Linked DNA regions of Homo sapiens: region 2 is linked to region 1. A link is a loop called in an ENCODE intact Hi-C map of the cell type or tissue named here. Cell type or tissue: ascending aorta. All regions are shown on one strand. Links, peaks and the distances in the headings refer to the core of each region. The heading gives the core; the rest is flanking DNA. Region 1 overlaps MIR4713HG (MIR4713 host gene). Region 2 overlaps TNFAIP8L3 (TNF alpha induced protein 8 like 3).

Region 1 (8,334 bases), core at 269-8,268:
AGCTGGGCCACTTATGGCTGTCTTGTATGGGCTCCTGACACTAGCTAAAAGCTAAGTCATGTGCAGCTGGCATCCCTGATTGGAGGGGTAAGTAGAGTCTGACACAGACCAACTCCCAAACTGACAGGGGTTCTCTTCGGTCACCCTGTCCAGCCTTGCCACCTGCATATTTTCTGGAATAAATTGAATACTCCTTTACATTATGGTAAACATGACTGAAACATTTAACAGTCATCCAAACCTCATTTGTTCCACATACACTTATTAAGCTCCTACTACATGCCAAATACTCTGCTTGACACTGGTTACGAAGAGGGATCATAAGGATTCAAAGCTAAGAGAAATAAGCTTTAAGGTGTTAAGGAACATGTTTTCAGGGGTATCCACTGGGGCTATCCTACAGATGGGTCTGAAGCCCAGTATCTTCTTGAAATTAGAGCCTGGGCTATGGCCAATCCTGGAGTCTAGAGGGGCTCACATCTTATAGCTCCACAGGGAAAACCAAGGAGTGGCCTTCCCCCAACACTGCCCCCACACACAGGTTCCCTGCATCCTAAAATATAGGATGCAAACATTTTTGGAGACCTCATCAAAGCAGATATGTGGGTATGAAGGAATATGCATTTGGCAACAACAGGCAAAGACACTATTACCCACACACTCATGTTATTGGCATGTGACAGAGCCCCCTGGTCCTAGGGCTGTGCTGAAACCTGGAGAGGGCTCACGTGTCACTCTCAGGTGACACTGTACTTTCATTTTCATAAATGGGCAAAGTGAGCAGGAGATGTGGGTCCTGTGGGAGAATGAAGAAGGCTGGTCCTTAGAGGAATGGCTATAGGGACAGTGTGAGAAGAGGGTACAGGCAAGTCCAGGTGGCCTGGTTGGGATAAGCAGGAGGGACTTCTAGCCTCTGGAGGGCCTGCTGGGTGAGCCCCAGGCTTCCCTAAAGCAGCTTCAACGTCTGATGGCACTCGGGCTACCGACCCCATGCAGCACCCTTTCATGGTTCTCCACCTGAGCCCCTACTCCTCTAAGCCTCAGTGCACCTGTGTTCTGACCTCTGAGAAGGGGGCCTGCACAGATGAGAGTAAGGCTGACCTCCTAAGCTCTGCAGCCAGGCTGCCCTTCTGACCACACCAAGCTGACATGCAGCCCCGCCGCCTGGGTAAGTTGGCTGGCAGCCAGCTGAGAGCAAGCCCCAAGACATCACAGAATACAAGCAGGAGAGGTCACTCAGGCTGGGCACAGGGGCTCCTGACAGTAATCCCAGCACTTTGGGAGGCCGAGGCAGGAGGATCATTTGAATCCAGGAGTTCAGAGGGGAAGGGAACAGGCTCCAGGCCCCAACCCCAGCTTCAGCACAGACGAGCCAGTTGGCCATGGACAGTCATTTAACCATCTGACTCCAGTCCTTCATTCGTGAAATTGGGAACTAACGCCTGCCCACAGGCTCTGTGTGAAAATTAAATGCAAGTGAAGGTGGAGACCCGAACACTGCCTGGGTTCAACAAAATAAATTCCCTTTCTTGCCTCAGCTCTCCACAGCTCAACACTCTTTTTAGGAAGCAAAGATCACCTTTCCACTCTCATGCTGGATTTCTTACCTCAACACAATTCTCAAAGATTCCCTTGCGTGTCCAGTCAAGTAAAGTCCTCAGTAACTTTTCCTTGACTCAAACACCCTCAGGTCCCAAATCCCCCAGCTTAGCCCCTTCCAAGTTCAGGAAATCTGTGCTCATTAATGCAAGAGCCATTAACCCCTTGAAAGAGAACCTCAGAACCTCAGGACAATGGGAGAAAGTGCTGACAGGCAAGCTTGACGCAGCAGGTAGAAGATGGAACACATCGTTGACGGCTGCACAGCCCATGCCTTGGAGACAGCACATGGATATCTGCTGAGTCTCCTTCAAGGAGACCGTCATTACCCTCTTACATGAAGCTGGTATGATGTCATACCAAAGGAAGTGTAGGCCCACCGCAGACGTTGCACCACGACTTGGAACACCTATAGGATCATCACCCTTTGTGTTAGACTGAAGCAGTCCTTGAGGCAAGGATTCAAGTGCAAGTACTTTATTTGGGAGATGACCTCAGACAACATAGATAGGGGCATGGGGAAATAGGGAGGAGAAAGGGACAGGGAGGGGAAAGAAGTCAATAAGGGGCTTGTTATCAAGCAAGTTACAGTGGACAACTGAAGCTCAGAGTTATGCTAACCTAGGGGGTTAATTGGTTAGTTGGCTGGGGGCCGCCTCTAAGGGCAATAACTCTAAGGTGCTTCCAGATTGTTCCTTGTGTGGGCAGAGGGTGTTCCCATGGCCAGAAAGAAGCTCCAGGGCAGAGTCGCAGGTATTTGCAGTAGGCAGCCCTCAGGCATGTACAGTGAGCGTGGGGTGTGGGCAAGATGCCCACACTGTGGTCACCTTGCTGCATGTGCTCCCAGCTCAGTGTGCAGCCTTGGATTGGTGATCCAGCATCCCAAGATATGTGATGAGAAAAGCAAAAGCCTGGGTGGAATGCAGTCACAAGGTCTCTGGTACCTGGACAGTGTTTCACTTCCTGTGAATTAACTAATTCACATCATAGTTTAGCTTGTGAGTTTAATGATTAGATGAGGTTATCCAGAGCCCAATGAATAATGACTATTTATTAGCTGCTTAGCTATTTGAGGCTTTCAACCCATGTTGTGGTAAATCATCAGAACGCCTGAAAGGAAGATTTTGTTATTTCTAATTTAGAGATAGAAAAATTGAGAGTTAGAAATTAAATGAACTGGCCAAGCTCCCATAGCTACTAAGAAGAATACTCAGAATTCAAGTGTATGTGAAACAGGGATTTTTGTGAGATTCATACACTGCACTCTAACACCTCCTTGACTCCTGAGTACTCTGATGAATCAAACCTCTGAATGTGTGAAAATGGGGTGAGACTCTGGGCCCACAGTGACCCCAATCAGGTTGCAGATATCCTGTGAGGGACAGCCAGCAGTCAGCCCCAATTGCTCACACCTGTTTTCTGCTCACTCTCATCATACTAAAAACAAAATTCCCACCAGGTCCTCAGTAACTCCCCCAAACTCACCTGGGTCCTCAGTCTCAACAAGACCCTCTTCTCTGTGTTAAAGAAAATCATATTCTAACACTTGCTAAAACAATAAGGAAGACTTTATTCAGGACTATTGCAATGGAGTATTGCAATAGGTGTGAGAGATCAGGTTCAACTTCAAATTCAAGGACAAGTGGGATTGTCAGCCAAGAACAGAGTGAGAGGGTTAGTGGATATGGAAAGTTGCTAAGAGAAGACATCAAGGATAGGAGATTCTTGTGAAATCAACTTAACAGGATTCTTGCTAAACACAAACTAATGTGATCAGATATCAAGCATGGGGGATTCTCCCTAAACTGACTTGGCAGGATTCTTACTAAAACTTGACTGGGCAAGGACAGACACAGACAAAGAAGTCCAAGGTCAAGGCCCAGTTGAGAAGAGGCTCATAGGAGCCTCACTAAAGTCTGGTCAAAGGGAGAGTTTTTGTCACTTGCCACAAAGGTCCAGATAACAGTTATGAAGCCAGACACTGGGACTTGGTGTTCTGAGTCCTCAAAATACTCTGGAAGGCAAGGACCAGGATCATCATCTTTACCTCACCAATGAGGAACCAACAAGTTAAGTACCTTGCCCAAAGTCAGACTTCCAGCCAATAACAGAGCTGGGATTTGAACCCAGAAAGTCTGGCGTCAAACCCATAGTTTTACCCACCACATGACACAGCTTCTCATCTTGTTGATTCCTTAGTGGATTTCATGCTTAATTAATCTTCCCACCACAAATTTGGGGATGAAGCGACCCAAAGAGATGGGGCTATCATAATCCTGCTTTACAACAGACCATCTTTCACATCCTCACTAGTTACTTTGGGGCCTCTAAAGATAAGCCATTGTAATGGACGCTTCATAATGTGATTTGACCAACAAAAACATTGGTACACAAAAGAGGAAACCGGAGCAGATTTCTGCATTCATTTCTATTTTTATTGTGTTCTGCTTTTGTTTAATAATAAGGGGGAGGAGACTGGGCTCGATCACTCATCTGCAGCAAGAATTTTTTATTACCAGGGGCTGGAAAACAAAATGGGTTTTAATTTATTCCAATTTCATTTCAATTTTGCCAGTGGACATCTGTGCTTGCGAGCTTGGAAACCATAATACACGACTAATACTTTCCAATAATTTTCTTTTGATAATTCCTCTGACAGTGTGAAGAAAAGTGCCTGAACATGGATTAAATATCACATGACAACATTTTCCCAAATCTACGTGGCAAACTGCTACTTTTCTTTTTCTACAAAGATAATAGGAGGAAAAAAGCAATTTTTCAGAGCAGAAAGCAGCAGACAAGGTTCAGAGAACTAGAGTTCTTCTCCTGGCTCTGCTACCCACTATCCAGATGTGTGGCCTGGGGCGGGGGAATTCACCTCTCTGGGTTTCTGTTTCCACATTGGGAAATGAGATGCTTAGACTGTGTGATTCCCAAAGTCCCTCCCAGCTCTGAAATTTCCAGAGTCTCTGGTACAACATGGTGCCAAATGACCTTCATAGTGTCGGCATCATAGCTTTGGACGTACTTTGAGTTAACCTGGTTCACTGACTAACATAGAGAAGGAAATCTACAATTAATTGGGCACATATGCGAGCTCTTAAAAAAAAAGCAACAGTTTACATCAGGAATCTCAAATGGCAGGTGGCATAAGTGAGGGCATCAGGCTGAGCAAGGAAACATTAGGGAGCAGTGGGAACACTGCTGAACTGAGAGCTCACAGTGTCTCTGAAGGTGGCAGCTGCTCCTTTGCGCCATCCAGTGGCTTCCATGTGGCAATGCAGGCCCAGTGCAACCAGAAACTGATTTTTCAAGCAAAAATAGAAACCTAGATTTTTATGTTCTGTTTCCCAATTATTTAAACACTGTTGGGGCCAAAGAAAACATACTTAGGAGCCCTAGTTAGCAAATCTTGAGTCACATGCACTGGGTGTCTAACCCATTCTCTTTTCTCCGGGACCATCCTGTACTTCCTCTGTCCGGCAGAGCATTCATTTCTGTTTACTCATCTGTCTCCCTGCTGGACGCAGAGCATTTTGAGGGTCATGGGTTCTATGCCTGTCTTGAGCAGCAGATTGTTGGTAGTCAATGAAATAAAGGAATTTTACTATTTACAATGAACGCGTCACTGTATTAGTCTGCTCAGGCTGCCATAAAAAAATGGCATGGCTTAAACAACAGAAATTTACTTCTCACAGTTCTGGAGGCTGGAAAGTCCCAGATCAAGGTCCAACAGGGCTTAGTTTCTGGTGAGGGCTCTCTTCCTGGTTTACAGAGGGCTTCCTTCTCACTACATCTTCACATGGCCTTTCCTTGGTGTGTGCACACAGAGAGAGAGAGCTCTCTGTTGTCTCTTCTTACAAGGACAGTAATCCTATTGGATCAGGGTCCAACCCTTATGACCTCATTTAACATTAATTACCTCCTCAGAGACTCCATCTCCAAATGCAACTACACTGTGACCCAGGGCTTCAATATATGAATTTGAGGAAGACATAAACATTCAGTTGATAACACTCACCTAATGCCAACTCACAAGAATTTACCAAAAGCATGGGGGAGGAAAAGGACAAGAAGCTGGGTCTAGAGGTCAAGAGAGATGGGAGACTAGGGCCTCTCAAGCCCAGGCTTGCCCCAGCCCCTCTCCTCAAGAGACAGCCCCCACTTCTCACCTTGATGATGCTTCTTGCTCCTCCAATTGCCCACTGAGCTGAGCAACGGCTTTCACCAGGACTATGACCCTGATATTTCCAACAAGCTGATAAACACACAAAGCTGACCGGGCCACCCCTAGCATCCACAGGCATCATCTCCCTTCCTTGCAACAGGCCCAGGCAGGTGAAGTAACGGGTCCAAGGTCACATGGGTAGTGAGTGGCAGAGCCCAGATTCAACTCCTGCCCCACCCCTCAAGCATCACTGCTTTCCTCCCACCAACTTCTCCACCAGATGCCATCCCCAACCTAGAACTTTCAGATGCTAAGAGTTGGCACCTGAAGCCCAAACTAACTGATACCTCTTAGGAATCATTCCTCACGTTTCCCAGTCCCCTGCAGGAAGTGATTCATGAAGAGTGGCTTCTGGGCTCCCAGCAAGAACCCTCACTCAGAAATGGTTTTCTACCACTCTGCTATCCAATGCTTGAAATTCCATTTTTTGAACTTCCTAAGTCAAACCCCAGTGATGAAGCCTGGTTGCTATCAGAATCATTCAGGAAGCTTTTAATTTTTTTTATATCATGAAAAACTCACTGTTTTTCCATCTGTTTATATTTATTCTAAAATTTTAAACAATATATAAAGAGAAAAGGAAGAAAAAAATCACCTGAAATCCTACCCTGAGATTACCATTATTGATACATTGATGACCTAAATCCATGCATTTCATTATGAATATATATTTTATATATTCATATATAATATATATTTATATATGTATGTATTTTATATATATATATATATAATCCACAGGAATCATCTCCCTTCCTTGCAACAGGCCCAGCCAGGTGAAGTAACGGGTCCAAGGTCACATGGGTATATATATATATGTATATATATATATATATATACATATATATATATGTATATATATATATATATATATATATAGCTTTTATGATGTCTTATCACACAAGCTGTTTTTTTCATTGCTACCTCTTTAAAAACAGTATTGGTGGGAAGGCGACCTTGGTTACTGTCTTGTTCCTCCTCTGTTTCCTTTCATCCACACAACTTGGTCCAGGTCACCAGTGTTAACAACCTTCTCTACGCTTATCAACATACATAGATATATAGACAGATATAGACGAATGATGATGATGAAGATGATGATGACAAAAGTTTAAAAAGACAATAGAGATTACCCCTTGATGTATCATTTTCAAAAAAGGAATAATATACATTTCTCTGGCTCCTGATTTCCTCATTTAATAATATCTCATGGGAATACTTCTTAGTCACCTTTTTAAAAACTAAAATATTCCATAATGGTGATAATTACAATTCACTACATTATTCCCCTTTTGAAGGGAACTTTAGGTTCTATTTTTGTCACTATGCATAATGTTGCAATAACTATCTGAGGACCTATTTATCCATACATACTGCTTTTATTCCATCAGAGAGATTCCCTGGAATGGAATTGCCAGGTTGAAAGAACATGCATTTTTAATTTCAATTGCTAATGCCAGATGGCTTTCCACAATGTGGTAGCAATCTCCATTTCTACCAATAGTGCATAAGTAAACTCTCTCCTGCCTCCCACCAGTAGTAGGTGTTATCATCCTTTAACTTCTGTCAACCTGACAGGTGGAAATTGATAGCCCATTGTTACTTTTCTTGCATTTCCCTACCAATGAACTTGAGCATCTTTTAATGTTCATTCGTCATTTGAATTTGTGCTTCTGTTGAGAGGCCTGCCCTTATCCTTTGCCCATTTTCAATTGAATTTTTTTGCCTTTTTCTTATCAGTTTGTAAGATGTTAACTTTTGAGGGGTAGAGACTGGCTAGTGGTTGACCTAAACTGTTTCTTTGTCCTCATAGGAGCAGCCAGACCACATGTCCCAGCCTCTCTTGCGCTTGTGCATATCCATAGTCTCAGTTCTAGTCAGTGAAGCATGGGTGGAAGTGGAGTATTACCCTTCCAGGCCTGGCCCACAAAACTACCCACTTGTGAGCCTACCTACTAATTTCCCTTCCACAAGGATCTTGGAAGCCACATATTAAAGATGGCGGTGCACACAATAGAAAGAGCCCAGGTTCCTGAATCTCTGCCTGGAGGAGGGCTGCCTGCCAAACAGGATCACCCATCATGGACTTGATATGAGTGAGAAATTCAATTCTATTGTGCTAAACCATAGGGTGTAATGGGTTTATATGTACAACAGAGCCAATCTAACTAACACACCCACCACCTGCCATATGTGTTACAACTGTTTCCGCCAACTGTCATTTGTGTAATGACTGTGCTTGCAGTAAAATTTAAATTGTAAAATGTTTATATTTTCTTGTATGCCTGCATTTTATAGCCTCTATATTTTCCGTGTAAAATGGTTTCTGGGGAGCTGTTTACAAGTACAGATTCTAAGATCCACCCTAGAAAATTCTGCTGCAAGCAGTCTGGAGTGGAGCCAGGAAATCTCGATCTTATTAAAGCTCCCTGGGGTTATTCTGCTGCATCCCAGGATTGGAGAGTATTGCTTAGGATATTAAAGTGGCAGCCCCTGCCACAATGGAA
Region 2 (8,334 bases), core at 33-8,032, 57 kb after region 1:
CAGAGAGAAAAAAAACAGGCCCTTACCAATGTATACTAGTTTTCTAAATAGCAACACTGAACTTTAGACAACAATGATGCCCTGCCTTTGAATTCTCAAGGCAAATGATTTCCAACATAGAGCTCTAGACCAAGGCAAACCATCCATCAAGGGTGTGGTTGGAATAAAGTCATTGTATGATATGTTAGATACCAAAAAATGACTTTATCATGTCCTCTTCCTGAGATAGCTGCTTACTCAGGCGGCAGCCAACTGAGGCCCCCAGGCCAAATCTGGCCTGCCACCTGTTTTTGTGTTTCCATTTTTAAGTACACCTTACATGGTTATTTACACTTTACATGGTTATTTAAGTACCTATACAATATCCTCTATTTTGCCTTTTTCTCCTTTACTCTGTGGCTCTTTAAGGCGGTTTGCCGAAGTCTGTGCTAGACCAAGTGCTCCACTGAACCGAGGACCAAATTAAGAAAAAGGAGTTGTGAGATCCAAGAAACAGGAGATGGACACAGGAGAGAAGGGGTAAAGAGTGAAGGGAGGACCCAGGATGACTACGTGTGTCAGGCATCAAGAGAAACATGCCCAGACTTGAGTTGGGGGACAGAGGGCTGCCAGAGATATCTCCAAGAAAAAAAAAAAGTGGAAGCAGTTGATTAGTTGATGTGTTTGAACCTATTGAGAAGAACTTTCTATTCTGCTACGAACTTTAGGAATGAATTTGCACTAGACAGATAAAAAACTAACCAGGAGATTAAAAAATAGTGTTTAACTCCTGGGAAAACAAGATGAATAAGAAAGGAAATGCAGGCATGGAAGTTATAGGACACTACATGACTTGGCTATGAATGATAGCTAAATCATAGTAATGTCATCGCTGAAGTTTGATTTAACCAAATGTTGAAAGAGAAGCAAATTGGAAGGTGGAAGGAGAAATGAATGGGAAAGAAAGCTAAGTTTTCACCTTCTGTAGTAGACAGTTAAAAGCAAATAAAATCAAGAATTAACAGTGTAAGCATGTAATTTAAATATAGAGAGGTAATTATTCATTGAAACAGCTAAAATAGTTTAAACTATTTTGTCTGTAAGTAGCTAGCATCAGAGGTGTGCTGGGGATGCTACATCATGTTATAAGCCTCCCTTGTGGAATGACTTTTCTTTTTTTTCTTTCTTTCTTTTTTTTTTTTTTTTTTTTTTTTGAGACAAAGTCTTGCTCTGTCACCCAGGCTGGAGTGCAGAGTGCAGTGGCATGATCATAGCTCACTGCAGCCTCGAACTCCTAGCCTCAAGTGAACCTCCCACATTGGCCTCCAAAGTGCTGAGATTACAGGCATGAGCCACCATGCTCAGTCTGATTTGACTTTTTAAATAATTGTACCCTGTATTACTTTGAAAATAATTTTCTTAATAAAAAGAAAAGAAGTGACAGAGCAACCTGGTGAGTGATGTGGCAACCATTCCCAGGTGAGAGTGTCTCAGGCCCCTGGTTGGAGGACATGCCAGCTCTCATTATCATTATTGTTCCTGACATGAGTGTGAATGCATTTCAATAAAATGTCATGAGTGAGAGCCATGCATTCAAGCAATGAACATTCTCTGTTTCAGTCCCTAGCTACAGTTGCCCAGATAAATAAGCCTTGGTCCCTGCCCTCAAGGAGTTCACAGACCAGTGGGTGATAAAATTCCTCATCCAGCTAGTGGATGACTGATTGCTCCACAAGGTGATAAGTGACAGGGCAGGTGATTGCAAAAAGAAATTGCCTAGAAGTCAGAAGTCATTCAAATGGAGCCCTGGAAGCTAAGCAGGAATTGGGCTGGGAAGAGAGTAAGAGGTCAGTGTCCCAGCACAGGGACAGAAAATGCAAAAGTGCAAGGGGACCCAGGCCTGGTGCAGGTGAGACCTGCCTGTGGCCTGGAGCTGGGAGCTTAGGGTTTGTAGAGGGTGAAGAGAAGACAGATGTCAGTTCAGTGGCCTGGTGTGCCATGCTAAAGAGTTGTCTGGGCTGTCTTGAAGGTTATGGGAATCCCCTCAAGGCCTTTTCTAGAGGAGCAGCATCATCGAAGCCTGCTGTCAGCCTGGTGTGGAAAATAGAACAGTAGCTGGGGTAGAGAGATGAGCAAGGAGACAGACAAGCATTCGGGGAAGAAACCATGAGGGTCTGTACTGAGGTAGCGAAAGAGAGGCAGAGGAAGGCAGGTGCATTTAAAGATGTTACAGAAGCTGAATAGACAGTCGGAGGCCTCGTTAGATATGGGAGGTGAGGGAGAGAAATAAGGCAAGGATGGTCCCCAGGTTCTTGTCTGGACACAGGCCGGTGGCAGAGTCACGTATCATACAAGGAGAGGACTTCAGGAGGGTTGGAGAAAGGAGCTGAGAGAAATGTTGAATGTGGAGGGGGAGGGATCAGGCAAGCAGTTATGGATGGGAGAGTCCCCTGGACTGGGGAACATGCGGGGCAGGGGTCAGTCCATGGGACAGGGGTGGCATCTCACACTTGGGAAGTGTCTAGCGAGAGAAGAGGACCCTGAGTGAGCTCAGGAGGACACCCAGACATGAAGCATAGACAGAGGAGGAGGAGGCCTGGAGGAGGCTAAGGAGGGCCAGAAGAGGTGGGGTTAGGAAAGCAAGACCAACAGAGGGTCCCCTGCTGCTGGTGACCAGGTAAGCCGTGTGTATCGGGGTGCCCTCAGCGTTCCAGGATTACAAGTAGTTAGCATATCTGCCCCCCGGAAACAGCCTTTAGAACCCCCCGCCCCCGCTTATATTTGTGACAACCGAAAATGCCCTCCCATGTTTCCAAACACTCCTCAGGGCCAATTACAAGATTATTTGGTGACCTTGGTGAGAGCGGTTACCAAGGAGTCTGTGGTGAAAGCCAGGGAAGAATAAAACCACAGCTCCTCTGTCCTGCCGTGGCCATTCCCTCCTCAGGCCTCTTCCGGGGCTGCCCAATCACTATTTATTTTTTGAGGTTTAAATGTATATTATTGAGTTCCTAGCACATGTCAGGGACGCCACGGTGAACACGACAGTTAAGGTGATGCAGAAGTTTTTGCCCCTTAGTTCAGCTAAAACGGGGTTCTTGTCACATGACCAGGAAAGATGAGGTCCGCAGACACATTGAAAGGTGAGGGGAGCAGAATTTATTAAAAGAAAGCTCTCGGAGAAAAAAATAAGTGGTCCTGCTAACAGGCTTCCACCTCACAGACTGAATTCCAGGCCAGCACACTCGAGCTGGAGTCCAGGCTCCTCCCCCTGCCCAAGGCGCGAAATCCTGAGGCTCCGCCCCCTGTTCCCCCAGTGCGCATGTGCATATTATTAAGCGAGAAGCTGTCGGGGAAGGGAGGGCAGACAAGGGTGTTCTCCCTCTGGGTTGCGGGTTTCTTACGGGACCGGCAGTCGGGTCTTTCAGCTTTCAGACTGTTTTAGGCTTGAATGGGGTGTTTTGCAAGGGACCCCTTGGCTGTCTCCTGTCTCTATCAAAGGTCTCCCCTCTCGGAACTGCCAGGGTACAAACAATTGAAGCCAGGTGGGGGTTCCTTGACTAGGCCCCCTTGCATAAGATGGGAGCGGGGTGGGCAGCAGGGCGTGCTTGGCTTAGGGAGGAGCTGCGCTGAGCAAAGCGGGATGAGAGGCTGGGGAGACAGGCGGGGCAGCTGGGATATGGGACCAGCGGGAAGGGCTGGCCTTGAGGTTTCGGACACGAGTCCCACCCACAGCTACGTCAGCACAGGGCGGCCTGCCGGGGCCTGGGGGCCTGGCAGTCTGTGGTTTGGTCTGTGGGCACTGAGGCCAACACAGGAAGAGGCCTTGGGGAGAGCCAGCATGACGCCTGCTGACCGCACGCTCTGTGGCGAGCACAGGCCAAGGACTGACAGAGGAGGCTGAGGTCTAATGGAGGAGTCAAGGGCCCCAGGGAAACAGGGGAGGGAGCAGCATTTTGGAGGGAAGTCACAGATAAGGAAAGCTGGAGGCTCCAAGGTCGATGCCCCAGGTGTTACACAGTGAGAAAGAAGCAGGAGGATTCCATTTACGAAGAATGGCGGGAGTAGAATGGGGGGCGGCAGGAATCCAGCACGGGAGAGGAGGAACGCGGAGGACCTCTCCACAGGCATCAGCGCACATCTGATGCGTGCCCAGATGATGACAAAAATTCAATTTATCATACTTAAGGGGTTACTATTAAATTGAGAAAGCAAATTAGCAGAATCTTCTAGTCTGCTTTCTCATTTAACAGACCCAGAAACCAGCAGGTAAAGAGATGGGCCCATGGCACACAGTGAGTGCGCTGGGGGTGGCAGGGGCAGGGCAGGGCTGGAGGCCGGGCTCTGTCTTCCACTTCCTGCTGCTGGCTCAGTGGCAAAAGTCAGGACCAGGACTGGGCTCTCTCGTTTTCCCTGTATCCGAGGAGCTAGCTACTCCATGGATACACCCTGGCATCTTGATTGTGCAGGACAGCCATTCTCAGCATCTTTGAGTGACCACACCTGGTGATTTGGTTGGAAAACAGTGAAACCTTTTGGTGGTACTTCTTTACGTTACCATGAAGTATAAAAAATTCTATTCTTAGCCATTTGTGGCCTTAGAGTTTAATTTAGAAAGGAAGCCTGAGAGAAAGTCACATTTCTGAGAAACTTCCAGGAAGTTAAGCCTCCACAGCTAGTTGGCCCCTCCCATTACGTGATGTGAATGGGATTCCCCCTGGACTCAGAGTGGTTCCATCACAGTAGCGGTCCCAGCAGAGCTTAGGAGCCCAACCTCAGGAGATCTTGCGGGTGTCATCCCACCTCCCATCTGCTAACAACATCCCTCAACACTGTCATTCCACAGGCCAGATATTGACCATGACACCAGCAGATATTAAAAATGTGGCTTGACTTGTCTTAAATCCGTAAACAAAACCAGTTTTACTACAGAGTATATGTAAGGGAGATTATAAGCAATATATTACATGTCCCTTTCCTGCTGTTCCGCATTCAGATTGACTGAAATCCAAAAATGTCATTGTTCAGGATTCATATTTCACTAAAAAAAAAATCAAGTAGAACACTGAGGAAGCCATAATGCTGTCTGCCAAATCATCTCCCATACAGAAGTACCTTCTGGTTTCTTCTCCCTCGTGTGTTCTGACCTCTCAAGTACAGCTAACAGTTTGTCTAGTTGTTGTTAAGCTCACTAAGCTGAGGGTTTACATGTTACTACATTAATTAATTAGAGCACCTTCCAGTAGCCTCAGTCCACTGTCACAGGCCATGTTTTGTTTCTTTTTTCCAAGATAGACGAGTTTGTTCCATTTTATTGTTTTGCACATTTTAGGTTCTGCATCCATCCTCCAAAAATTACAGCATTCCAAAGACTGACATTTTTATTGCATTAGACTGTTTACTAATTTCACATATTACGGTGTTGGCATGCTCCCATGGCTCTGAATGTGGCATCCTACTGGTGTCCTTGTTAGCAGTCTGGTGTTCTGAGCCTGAGTTCTTGGGTGCCTGCCGTGGTAGAGAAAGTTTGGGAGCTGCCAGCAGAGAGAGAGAGGATTGCCCAGAGAGACAGAACGTGGACTGTGCTATTCCAAGCCCGACAGCTCCTGAGTATATTAAAATAGCTCATGAGTGTGAAGGGGCGTAAATGGGGAGGCTCCAGGGGTGGCAGGAAGGAGGGGTGCTTCTGCCATGGAGAAAGGGTTTACTGCTGGAACTGAACACTGAGAGCATGGTGGGCAATCCCTCTGGCCCCCAGGTGATGCTGCTGTTGTTGGGTCAAAGACAGGCAGAACCCAAGTGGGCCAAGCAGATAGCTCCGTATGAAAGGCAAAGGGTGGACCTTGTGCTTAGTTCAGAAGGCATTTGAGTACATTCAGTTCCACCTGCACATTGTGAATATGCACCTCCTTCCAGGTGTGGGTCCTGAACTGATGGAATCTGAGCCTCAAAGAACAAGAACAAACACGCTAAAATCATTCATCAGTCATTCATTTACTGAGACATATATACAAGACATATACTGAGTAACTTCTGCATAGTAGGCAGTTCTGCTTATGGGGATTCACAGGTCTTCTGAGCATCAATCCCTAAGAACTCAGCACCGGATGCGGAAAGTAGATGGCCAGTCGCAGTGCAGCACAGGAACAGGGCTACCACTGAGCTAGGTGTGAGGGCCAGCCTCCCTGACAAGAGGGATATAAGGGTTGGCCAGGGGCTCATGGTGGGAGGGGACCTTCAGCGGCAACAAACAACCTGTCAGCTGTGCCTCTTCCACCTGGGCGAGGGTCCACTGGATTCAGCTATGGCACGAGAGTCAGGGCATGGCTGGCAGCCAGGGCAGCACCCTTAGGGAGAGCTGGCTTGACTTCTGGTACTGTTTGGCTGTCATCCCGACTATTTCAGCCAGTTGGGTTAGGGCAAAACCATTTTTGTGAAGAGTTGAGCCTCCTTTTGGCTTTGAATTGGGCAAGCAGGCCTCTGGTAGGAGGGATGGGATCCGGTGGGCAGAGCCAGAGGTCTGTTCATGGAGCTCCTCTTCAGTATCTCCTGTTACTTTGTTACTTAGGAAGGAGCATTAGAAGGGAATCCTACCATGTGCCAAAAGGCACCCTTTTCCCCAACAGGCAGCCTGCTGCTAGGTTGTTACTTTCTGCAGATACTTCATAGCAAAAACTGGAAACAGTTTGAAACCTACCAAGAGGGGACCAGTAGAGAAAATGGTGGCATGTGCTATTGTCAAAAAACAATGATGTAGTACATTTGTTGTCATGGAAAGATATCCTCAGAATGTCGAGTGAAATGCAGGCTAGTTTTACTAAAACTGTCAAAAAACAGTTAATCCCCACCTTACATAAACACTCTCAGACACAGAAAAAGAAGGAAAGCTACTCAATCCGTTTTATGGGACTAGTCTTCTCTGACATCAAAATTTGACAAAGATAGTACTATGAAAAAGTTATAGACCAATCTCACTTTTGAGTATAGTTGCAAAATGCAATATTTACTAGTAGAATTCACCAGTATAGTAAATACATATGCATCATTGACCAAGTAGGGCTTATCCTGGGAATATAATGATGATTTAAATCAAAAAGTCTTTGAATAATTGGTTAAATTTACATATTATAAGATAAATTATATGATCATCTCAGTGGATACAAAGAAATTGTTTGCTAAAATTGGATACATTTCTACTTAAAAGCAAACAATGCCTTAGCAAAATAGGAATAAAAGGAAGATAACTTGATAAGGGGTATCCATCAAAACCCACAGCAAACATTGCATACTCAGGGAAATTTTAGAGACAATCCTGTTAAAGTTAGGAACAAGACCAGGATGCCATGTAATGCTATTCAACACTGTGCTGGATGTTTTCTACCGGTGTTATAAAGCAGGAAAAAGAAATAGGGGGTCAAAGAAAACAATCATTTTGTGTAGGCAATGTTGTCTACATTAAAAAGTCCAAGAGATGCTATATAAATTAGAACTCATAACAGAGCTCGGCAAAATGTCTCAATTGGAGATAAGTATACAGGGATCAGTTGGGTTCCTATGCATCATTAATAACCATTTAGAAACTGTAATAGAAAAAAATTAACAGCAGCAACCAAAACTGTAAGGTAGCTAGAAGTAAATCTAATGAAAGATATGCAAGAGATTTATGGAGATGACTGTAAACATAATTGAAGGACACAGAAGAAGATATGACTAAATGGAGAGACATGTCATGTTAATGGAGAGGAAGATTCAGTATCATAAAGATACCAGTTTAGGCTGGGCGTGGTGGCTCACGCCTATAGTCCCAGCACTTTGGGAGGCCAAGGCAGGCAGATCACCTGAGGTCGGGAGTTTGAGACCAGCCTGACCAACATGGAGGAACCCCATCTCTACTAAAAATACAAAATTAGCCAGGCATGGTGGCGCATGCCTGTAATCCCAGCTACTCAGGAGGCTGAGGCAGAAGAATCGCTTGAAACCGGGAGGTGGAGGTTGCAGTGAGCCGAGATTGCACCATTGCACTCCAGCCTGGGCAACAAGAGCAAAACTCTGTCTCAAAAAAAAAAAAAAAAAAAAAAAGGATCCCAGTTTACTTCAGATCAACATAGAGTGCTCATGGCATTTGATCATATTATCCTAAAATTCCTATGGAAGAATAAAGGCAAGAATAATCAAGACAGTTTCTAAGCAGAATAAAGTGAGGGTGAGGAGGGGCACTTCCCTTTGGACTATCATGACTTACGAGTTATATTAAGAAAACTTGGTTTTTGTACTGAAATAGACCAGAGTCTAATAAACAGAGTAAAAAACTCAAAAACAGATCTATGCAATATAGAAACCTGATATGAAAAGAAG

Evidence for each region. A loop is a pair of places that touch in the nucleus more often than their neighbours do. Peaks named below come from ENCODE experiments on the same cell type or tissue, not always from the same donor. Only the 100,000 strongest peaks of a DNase experiment are listed, where the experiment ranks them.
Region 2: it touches region 1 in a loop (2.1-fold over the local background); 5 of 110 quality-filtered maps call a loop at or near these places.

The regions. Positions count from the first base shown.
Region 1 is chr15:51,129,604-51,137,937 of GRCh38, reverse strand. The region is part of intron 1 of MIR4713HG (MIR4713 host gene); the gene reads right to left. Among named protein-coding and RNA genes, the nearest start is that of TNFAIP8L3, 39 kb to the right of the region's middle. In ascending aorta, for the core only: a CTCF peak has its summit at 4,866 (motif pointing left); DNase peaks (open chromatin) are centred at 4,857 and 5,037; H3K27ac peaks cover 1,901 bases.
Region 2 is chr15:51,072,715-51,081,048 of GRCh38, reverse strand. All of the region lies in intron 1 of TNFAIP8L3 (TNF alpha induced protein 8 like 3), which reads left to right. The region is part of intron 1 of MIR4713HG (MIR4713 host gene); the gene reads right to left. Among named protein-coding and RNA genes, the nearest start is that of TNFAIP8L3, 18 kb to the left of the region's middle. RefSeq lists enhancers at 1,957-2,116, 3,163-3,457, 3,722-4,278. In ascending aorta, for the core only: no CTCF peak of the experiment used is centred there; DNase peaks (open chromatin) are centred at 3,288, 3,768, 5,458 and 5,701; H3K4me3 peaks cover 1,876 bases; H3K27ac peaks cover 4,320 bases.